Linked DNA regions of Mus musculus: region 1 is linked to region 2. The links are chromatin contacts, found by POLR2A ChIA-PET in ENCODE. All regions are on one chromosome and are shown on one strand. Each heading gives the region's core, a stretch centred on a gene start or an enhancer-like site at or near the end of the contact. The rest is flanking DNA. Distances are from core to core; before and after follow the strand shown.

What was found. ChIA-PET counts read pairs that join two places held with the same protein, here RNA polymerase II (POLR2A).
Region 1: POLR2A ChIA-PET joins it to region 2 with 50 read pairs in embryonic stem cell. The contact joins two enhancer-like sites. POLR2A ChIA-PET finds 5 or more read pairs at or near these places in 4 of 5 experiments (Patski and embryonic stem cell).

The regions. Positions count from the first base shown.
Region 1 is chr4:141,422,119-141,426,720 of GRCm38, forward strand. Hspb7 (heat shock protein family, member 7 (cardiovascular)) reads left to right here. Exons shown (of 3, transcript NM_013868.4): 2 at 383-516; 3 at 1,761-3,192. The coding sequence ends at 1,940. Among named protein-coding and RNA genes, the nearest start is that of Hspb7, 3.6 kb to the left of the region's middle. Within about 2 kb of position 2,118, at least 1 of the 3 ENCODE cell types and tissues checked has a DNase peak (open chromatin) inside an H3K27ac peak, as active enhancers do.
Region 2 is chr4:141,279,435-141,284,522 of GRCm38, forward strand. Gm13056 (predicted gene 13056) reads left to right here. Exons shown (of 2, transcript NR_151527.1): 2 at 1-360. Among named protein-coding and RNA genes, the nearest start is that of Gm13056, 3.5 kb to the left of the region's middle. Within about 2 kb of position 2,042, at least 1 of the 3 ENCODE cell types and tissues checked has a DNase peak (open chromatin) inside an H3K27ac peak, as active enhancers do.

The DNA.
Region 1 (4,602 bases), core at 868-3,367, 140 kb after region 2:
TAGACCTGGCCACCAAGACAGATGTGGCTACGATATAGGTGGGCTACCTGGGACCCTAGGGGTGAGATGTGAATCAAATAGTCTCATATGGCCAGTGTCATAGCGGGAGCCCTGGAGGGCTGGCGCTGGGACTGAGGGGCGGCTGGCCCTTCAGAGCTTCCAGGTCAAATTGCTAAAGGGGGAACTTGTCTGCGTAGACACAGATTGAGGTGCGTGAGGCTCACCTCACTCCATCCCTCGGGGACAAGGTAGGCTGCAAAAGTGAGGCGAGGGGCTGTTGTCTGGGAGAGTCACTCATTTCCCCAAGAGAAGAGCAGAGACCCTGAGGGTCTGAGGCTCCGGCTTGCCTGGTGCCCAGCTTATATAGCAGCCTTGCCCACAGCCCGTCCCGGGGGCCAAGGAAACATCAAGACCCTCGGGGATGCCTACGAGTTTACAGTGGACATGAGAGACTTCTCCCCTGAAGACATCATTGTCACCACCTTCAACAACCACATCGAGGTGCGGGCTGAGAAGGTGAGTCTGGCCCCTGGCCCGCCCCAGGGTCCCCACCTTTGCTCCTGCACTCTGCCTGGTCTAGCCTGGTCTCTGGGCCCTACTTTCCCCCTATCTTTGTAGGCTTCGTACCCTGATTTATGTTCCTTCCCTGTCTGTACCCAGGGTAAACTACAGCCCTTTCCCAGTGGGCTCACGGGCCAGGGACCTTTACAGTCCCTCTCCAACCTAAGGGTCACAGAACCTGTCTTTGGGGACCATGCCATGGCACCTGAGGACCCTCTAGGGATGGGCAAGGGATCCTGGGATGAGGTCAGAGAGGAACCTGAGTGATGGAGATGTAAGGGGGGTGAGGAGATGAGGACAGTCACCATGGTGGAAAGTGACCACGGTGCAGGAGGGACAGCTCCCTGGCACAGGGTAGAGGAGGTGGCAATGACACACCCAACCTGGGCAACACGGTCCATTCCTACCACATCTCTACCTCGCCTTCATCCCAGAGCCAAAAGTCTGGGTCCTGTCGTGGCACCTCCATACTGGGACTGAGGCTGAGCAGAAAGCCCTGAAGCTGAGTCACAACCACCCTCCACCTCATGTACCTTACCCGGAGTCTCAGGGTACCTAGATCATCAGAGGAGCACGGCCAGCAGCTATCCCAGCTCTTAAGCCTGTGCTTAAGGATATTCTTAAATATTCTTAGAGGATATTTATCAACACCTTCCTGCCACCCCCAAGCCTGGCTAGCTCTCCTAACTCAGGCTGGACACTGGGAAACCCTGCCAGGGGTTCGAGGACTGCGCCACTGGCCGCACGTGCCAGCCCCACATCCCAAGAGTGACTCAGCCAGCCAGCTCCACTGAACACTATGTGCTGGGCTGCTCGTGGGGGAGGGCAGGGGCCCTGATGTGGACACTCAGGGTGCCTGGGGAGCCAGAGGGCACAGCTGTGTCATCTCCCCACTATGGCTCAAGAATCTCAGACTTCCAGTCACTGCTGTGGAAGCTCAACCCTTATTGAGCCCCACCCAGCCCCATCCTATACCCAGCTTCCCTGGGGACCCCTAGAAGGCCTCTGAGTCCCTCTGCACAGCCCTGGGATCCTGGGCACCCCAACACCCCTGGCCAGATCTTTTGTACCCTGATAGCTGAACCCCTCATCACACAGTGGGGTAACTGAAGACAGAGAGCAAAGACGAGACTCTGGCTTGATTTTGGGGTGAGGCTAAGGCTAGGGCAGCCATTCCTGACCTGTCATCTGTCCCCCAGCTGGCAGCTGATGGCACAGTCATGAACACCTTTGCTCACAAGTGCCAACTACCAGAGGATGTGGACCCAACATCGGTGACCTCGGCCCTTCGAGAGGATGGTAGCCTCACCATCCGGGCGCGGCGCCACCCCCACACAGAACATGTCCAGCAGACCTTCCGGACTGAGATAAAAATCTGAGGGTCTCTCCACCCCTGGCCTCCCCCTTATCTCCTCCCCCACTGGCCTGCCGGTGAGGTCACCATGATCCCTGACAATGACCCCTCAGAACATCTCAGCCTAGGCCCCAGTCACTCCACACACTCTCAGGCCCCAGGTGGGTCACCCCTGCCCCAAACTAGGGCATCCCTCTCCATCCAACGCAGTCCAGGGACCTGTCTGCTCTCACCCAGATAGACCCTCCCTATCTAAGTTCACAATAGAGGGGCTGAGGTACCAACCTGGAGAGCAAGACGAGGGCAGAGTCTAACACAGAGTGGCGGCTTCAATGGCATTTCTGCAGGGCAGGGGACCAGAAGCCCCTTCCTGGCAAATGAGAGGCTGGCCACAAGCAGGGCTTCTGGCCTAGGTAGACTGCCTCAGGGAAGCCAGAGAGATAGCCATGACTGTTACCTTCCTTGTAACTCTCGAAACCTCAAACCCAGGGCTACCTGTCACCCTGAGGCTCTAACAGCTACATGTACCAGACAAAGACACCTGTACCTAGATGGGGTTTATTAAAATGACATGAGGCTCCTATCTCCAGCTGCTGGTGCATGAGGCCAGAGCCCAGGGCTCCTGGGTGGCTTCCCCTGCAGAGAGGGTCCTCTTTGGAAGTGAGAGGAAGAGCCAGGACTTGTACACACACACACACACACACACACACACACACACACACACACACACACACACACACACACACACACACACGCGCGCGCGCGCGCGCGCCATTGTCCTATGCCTTAAATACTCATTCCCACTGGTTGGAGCCCAATTCAAAGCATTCTAAGAGTCACAGTTAGCATCTCTGTTTTCATCAATGGAGACTGGCGTCTCTGAGCCAGTTGGATGCCCAGGTTTGTCTCTGAAGCCAGCGCTGCCTCAGCGGCTCTCAGACTCTCCCCTCTGTGTACTGGGGACACTTCCCCCCCATTCCACCTCTCCTGAGCCACATGCCCTGCTTCGCCCTAACTGCAGATGGTGGCCACAAGAAGAACCCCAAACCAGATCTCTTCTGGCCCCCAAATTCAGGGCAAAAACCCTTGTCAGCCTTAACCCTGGGGGACCTGGGCTCTGACTCAGTCTCTGCGTGTAGAATCGGGTGTAAAGGGGGAAGCTCACTGCTAATCGGGGTCCCAGGGGCCTCTACAGTCTTAGGACCCTGTGGAGGAGGGGGTGGGGTGGGGTCGTGGGAGTCTAGTCTATAACCTGTACACAATAAAAGGACAATATGACAGACTTGTGGAGACCCCACCTGAAGTTCGACCTAGGAGGAGGGACGGAGTGGATGGGGAGGACTTCTCGGCTGGGGAAGGAAGCTTAAAGTTTCCATGTGTGGGAGAGGTATCCTATTCTCAAACCCGCTTGCAGAAATCCCCGCGATTTTCTTCAAAAACGCTTACAGCACCTGTCTCCAGGCTGCCTGCCCTTCGCTTTGAATTCATTCTTTAGTTCAAGAGGAATGTCTGAGCTGGACTCAGCCAGCACTGTGTTCTGCACTGTCACAAGCCAAGGGCTACAAACGTAGCCTTTCTCCTGGATGAAGCCTCGGAGGCCCAGAGAAGCTAAGTGATTGGCCCAAGCTCACACAGCTCCGAAGATACAACCAATTGGAATCAGGGGGTAGGGCCGCTGCAGGGTGGGGTGCTGGATAGATGTAGGCTTGGCGTGTTCTGGGTGGAGGGGGGTCCCCTCGCTCCTTACCCACCCCCCAGCCCCAGGAGCTACTGAAATCAGAGTGTCAGGCTGCTCCCCAGAGCAGCTACGTTGGCGGCTGCGGTCGGAACAGGGAGGGAAGGTGGGGGCGCAGTATTTCCAGCCTCGTGAGTCACGGATTCCGCTGGGCTATTTGCAGCCCCAACACTCATCAGCGCGGGGCTGGGGTGGGGGGCGGGGCTGACAACCTTCTCCACTCGACCCCCCACCCGAGGTCAGGTTCACCTTGGCGAGAAGACCACGTCAGCCGGAGAGCCAGCGCTGGAAGGGGTACTGCCCCAGAGGTGGATGGGGTGGGGTTGTGCCACCCATCCCAGGTCTTAGTAGGCTGTTCCACACGTCGCAGCCACTGCACAGGTTCCTGCCGCTGGAAACCAGGTTCTTCTGGTCTAAGGGAGCCCTGGGCTGTCGCTCCAGCCAAGGTGACCCTGCTGACCGGGAGGGTGGGGATACGGGATGAGGGTGGGGGTGGGGTGGGGGCGGTCATCCACGAGTCTCTCCTCAGCTCCGCCTGCTGGGGCACCAGGGTTGGCCCACCCTTTGTAGACTAAATATAGATCTGGCTGCAGGTCCCGCCCCCACTGGCGAAGCTTAATTCTGAGAGCCCCATTCCTTGAGTGCCCAGTGTGAGCCAGACACCCTGGCAATCCTGAGAGAAAGATTGTGTTATCGGTTCACAAGGATAGACATGGAAGTTCAGAGGGGTCAAGTAAATGATCTAAAGTCGTCCAGCTTGGAAGTGCCATCGCTGGGACTTAAATTCTTGCCTGTGGCTCAGGAAAACTGTTGATCTGAGCTGACATGCTCCATTCGCTCCCAGACACGGAAGCCTTTACTTCTTCAGAATATAGAGGGAAGGGGGGATTCCTATGTCTTGTAACTTTGGGGAAAGACCAAGAGAAGCTGAAAAGACAGACGGAACCCTCAG
Region 2 (5,088 bases), core at 792-3,291:
CTTTTGTGTGAGTCCATCACAGTGAGCAAGACCGAAAGCAGGCAGCTTCTCTTTGTTTGCGGTTGGAATGCTTAACGGCCGCTGGAAGTGAGTGGCCAGTGGATTGTGCAAAGCCGATACAGAGATACAGAGCACGCCCTTCCACCCTTCCACCTGGCGTTCCGGCCAGAGAGCGCTCCAGACAGCACCGTCCCAGAATGCGCTGCGCAAAACCAGGGATGTTTGTCCGGTTTGATCATTGCTGTGTGGCAGTGTCCAGTGAAGCACTGCAAATAAAATTAGAAATCTGGGGGACTTTTGGTATAGCATTGGAAATGTAAATGAGTTAAATACCTAATAAAAAATGGAAAAAAAATAAAATAAAATTAGAAATCAGCAAATAGCCCTCCCCTCCCTGTCTCTGTCCCTCCCTCCCTCCTTCCCTCCCTCCGTCTCTCTCTGTCTCTGTCTGTGTGTCTCTCTCTCTTGGTGGGGGTGGTCTTACTATGTAACCCTGGCTGGCTTGGAACTTGCATCGTAGGCCAGGCTGACCTTGAACTCACAGAGATCTTACTGCCTTTGTCTCCCAAGTTCTGGAATTGAAGGTGTGCACTACCCTGCCCTGTTCTGTATTTCTTAATTTAAAAAAAAAAAAAAAAAAAAAAAAAGCTGGGCGTAGTGGTGCACACCTTTAATCCCAGCACTCGGGCGGCAGAGGCAGGCAGATCTCTGTCTGAGTTCGAGGCCAGCCTGGTCCACAGAGTGAGTTCCAGGATAGCCAGGGCTACACAGAGAAACCCTGTCTCAAAACAAAACAAAACAAAACAAAACAAAACAAAATCTTTGTATTACAGTGTATGTGTATATGTCTGTGTGTGTGTGTGTATGACAGTGTGTGTGCCAGGAGGTCAGAGGCCAGCCTTCAGATGTCCATTCTCTCCTCCTGCCCTGTAGGTCCTACAGATCCCACTCTGTCAGGCTTGGCAGCAGGCTACATCACTCACTGAGCCAGGCACCATTCTGGTTTGTGTCTTTATTGTAATAACGTACACACTCTACAACTGACCATTTTAATCTCATGTTTTGGTTTTCAACCTTTGAGACAGGGACTTGCTATTTATCCCAGGATGGTCTTGAACTTGCCATCCTTCTGCCTCAGCCTCCTGAGAGCTAAAGTTACTGGCATGAGTTTGTGGCAGGAGCTTTGTTCCAGGGTGTGAGCTGGTGACCTTTTGAGCTCTTGCTGGACTAGTCACCCTGATGACCAGTGGCCTCAGCTGGGGCCTTGTTCCACCAGGTAGACTCAGAGAGAACTTGGAAAGCTCCCTTGCATGACGCCATTATACAGGAAGAAAGGTTGAGGCCCAGAAAACATAAGAAGGTGGGGCTGAGCCAGAACTGAGCCAGGATTCATGGCATAAATATCCAGATGTTGCTATCTTCCTACACACCACCTGACAGGAGCTACCCAGAGAATGAGTGGGGGGTGAATGAATGAGTGAGCAAATGAATGAGTGAGTGAATGAATGAATGAATGGGCAAATGAATGAGTGAGCAAATGAATGAATGAACAAATGAATGAGTGAGAGAATGAATGAATTAGCAAACGAATGAATGAATGAGCAAATGAATGAATGAACAAATGAATGAATGAACAAATGAATGAACGAATGAATGAATGAACGAATGAATAGTGAATGCAGCCAAATGAGCCCGTCTAGCTGAAGAAACATACCCCAGAGGTTAAGTGAGGTACTTGGCAAATATTTACTCAATTGATGACAGTGTCACAGGGCAGGGCTTGCCCTCGTGTCCAGGGGCTCTGAACCTGTAAGCCCTTCAATCTTTACCACAAAGGGGACAGTCAGGACTCTTCCCTGCCCTGCACAGGAAATTGTCATGATGGCGTCAAAAGAGAAGCTAATTGTTAGTGACGAGGAACGCATGGCCTTTCCCCTACGTTTTTCGGACCACAGGCTCAGATCTGTCACCTGGCCTGAGACCAGGGTTCAGGGCATCTGAGCTCAGACTTTCTAAGGCAGGGATCCCTTGGGGATACTGGTGGTGGCCTCCAGCCAGGGGCTGGTAAATGTTTAACACCAGGCTCTCAGGAAGGGGGGGGGGAATAGAAGAGGAACATGAAAGAGGAGGAAGGAAGGGAGGGAGGGAAGAGGGAGGGAGGAGGGAGCAAAGGAGACTCCAGGCTCCTGTAGCCAGCAGAGGTGTCCATATAGCTGCCTCAACTGCCCTCCCTGTCAAGTTCAGAAGCCAAGCAGAGAGCAACACCTACTGTGCTGGTGGCTGCCACTCAGGCTGCCCTGACTGCACTTCTCCTACCAATGGGCCCCAACCTTGGCTTGGGAGGGGGAAGTTCCTCTCTACACTCAGGCACCCCTCCCATCCCTCTCTAGCCCCGGCTTGACTCCAGGGCTTCTAGGGAGATCAACATTGACCCATTGACTGTAGAGTGGTGCACACTCTACAGTGTGAGCACACACACACACACACATAGACACACACACTGTGCCCCTCTCCTCCCAATGATGGCATCCAAGGTCCTGTCCTTGCACGCCCCCGGGTGCCCGAGTGCCTCAGGTCTGGGGGAGTTGAGGTCAGGCTAAGGGGGTGCCTCTGCACTTTGGGAGGCAGGCCGCATTCCTGCCTAGATGTTTCAGTTTCCTTCCAGAGATGGAGATGGGAAGGTAAAGAAATACAGCAGACAGGAAGGTGGGATTCCACGCAGAGGCAAGCCTCACTTACACAGATGGGGAAACTGAGGTCAGGGAGGGCACAGGGTGTGTCTCAAGGCACAGGGAGGGCACAGGGTGTGTCTGGAGGACCTGTGACTCAGTTCCTGAATTGTCCAGCACTTTTTCCTCTGCCTGGCACGAGAAGCAGGGGTAGAGAGGGACAAGTGCAGTATGGTTGTCCTGGGCAAAGTGGCGACCAGCCAAGGGCTTGGTACTTCTTTGGAGTCCCTTGTGCTAGGTGGGGGTCCCTCAGGAAGTGGGGGTGGAGGAGGCTCACCCTCTCAGGAAGTACCCAGGGATCTAAGAAGCACAGAAGCTAATCTGGCCACGTGTTGCAGTAAATCTCCAACCGCTTGCAAAGAGCACACAACTCAGTTACAGTATTTATAAGCTGTATGCCCTGATTGGGCAGATTTGCCACTACACTGCTCTATTCCCAGCTACGAGATCCCCTGCTATTGGTGGTGTCTCTGGGACACATGGTTCTACTCCACTTTTCTTCCACCTCCTCTTTCTCTGGCTGCCTCTCCTTCGTCCTCTCTTCTCCCTCTCTAAAATCTCCAGCCCCACCTTTCCCTTCCACTGCCCGATCACAGATGTGGCCTTTATTAGTTAAATGGGGAGAAGGGTCCTTTGAAATCACCCAAGTACGTGATCCACTCCCTGTCTAGGCAGCCCCTCTGGAGGAAGCAGCATTAACATCAAAATACAAACAGCACCTGGGCAAGGAGATGCCCTTCCTCTTCTGCCTGATTTTGCCCCACACTTCCATGCTTCCTTAGGCAGCCGCGGGCTCCCTGGTCTCCTCTGATTGCAGCATGGGACCCACCTACCACCCCAGTCACTGTGTTTGCTTAATTCTGAGGATGAACCTCAAGGCCTCCCTTCCTCTGAGATAGACAAGCGCTCCACTGTGTTTTAAAACTTTTTTTTTTTTTTTTGGTTTTTTGAGACAGGGTTTCTCTGTATAGCTCTGGCTGTCCTGGAACTCACTTTGTAGACCAGGCTGGCCTCGAACTCAGAAATCCACCTGCCTCTGCCTCCCAAGTGCAGGGATTAAAGATGTGCGCCACCACACCCGGCTGTGTGTTTTAAAACTTATTTCCCACTTCGGAACTACATCCTAGACACTCAGAGTGTAGACAAGAGACTTGGAGGAGACTCGATGTGGAAGCAGGAGCTAGGGGTCTCAGCTTCTCAGACAGACCTTCCAGCGAGGGGCAGGCTTCTCTACTAGGGCTGAGGCCTGAGCCACACCAGAGTCGCCCACGCTGGGGAAGTTGTTGCCTCCACAAAACAGGATAGTGAGAGAAGGGACAGACAAAGAAAGGGAGACCCAGAAGGTCAGTAGAGAAGGACTGTGTGTGTGTGTGTGTGTGTGTGTGTGTGTGTGTGTGTGTGTGTGTGTGTGTGTGTGTGTGTGAGAGAGAGAGAGAGAGAGAGAGAGAGAGAGAGCCAGGGATGGGGTGGGGGTCGGAAAAACCTCCATATGCGTCCACACTCGTTTGTTAAATAAGCTAGTCCTAAAGTCTCTGTCCTTGCTGGCTGGCGGTAGCCCAGGAGTGTGACCTTGGGGCTCCAGTCCCCTTGCCTAGAAATGAAGTCATGGCTGTCTGCCTTAACCTCCTCCACTTGGGGACCTTGTCCCTGGATCCTGGCTCAGAGCTGAGGGCTCCTGAAAAGACACACCACACTAACACACACACACACACACACACACACACACACACACACACACACACACACACACCCTGATGCTCTCAGATGCCCCCAGGGGTGGTCTACAGCTGAGTTGTTCATCACTCTTAGCTGGGAGAATCTGGCTCCTAGAATGCCTGGGGCTCAAGCCAGGCAAAAACTGTAGCCCAAAGCCTCGGAGAGACACGGGCTGACTCGCAGCTTTAATGTGCAGTCTGATCCGCAGGGTCTGGAGAGCCCCAGCAGGCGGGGCTTCCCTTTCTCCCTAGGGACACAGTCTTCAGTCCTGTAATATAGGGCCCTTGGTTAGAAGTGAGGACGTTATGAAGGTGTTCCCAGAGGGTGGGGGAGGGGAGCAGGTTCACTCTAAGCAGTCACGGGTTCTGCTCAAGTGTGCACACAAGGGCACACGTGCATATTCTGCATTCAGACCCAGCCTTTGCTATGGTCTGAGTTCTATACATTGAAACCTCTGAGAATCCTCAACCTGCTGGTGGTACCCACTACCCTGTCTCCTTTTGTTGCATTGTGTGTGTGTGTGTGTGTGTGTGTGTGTGTGTGTGTGTGTGTGTGTGCTTGGGCCTGCCATGTCCTCCTTTAGTGAACAATGAGACAGAGACTTCTCATTAAAACAGATCTGGCAGAAAAGATGACATTCTAA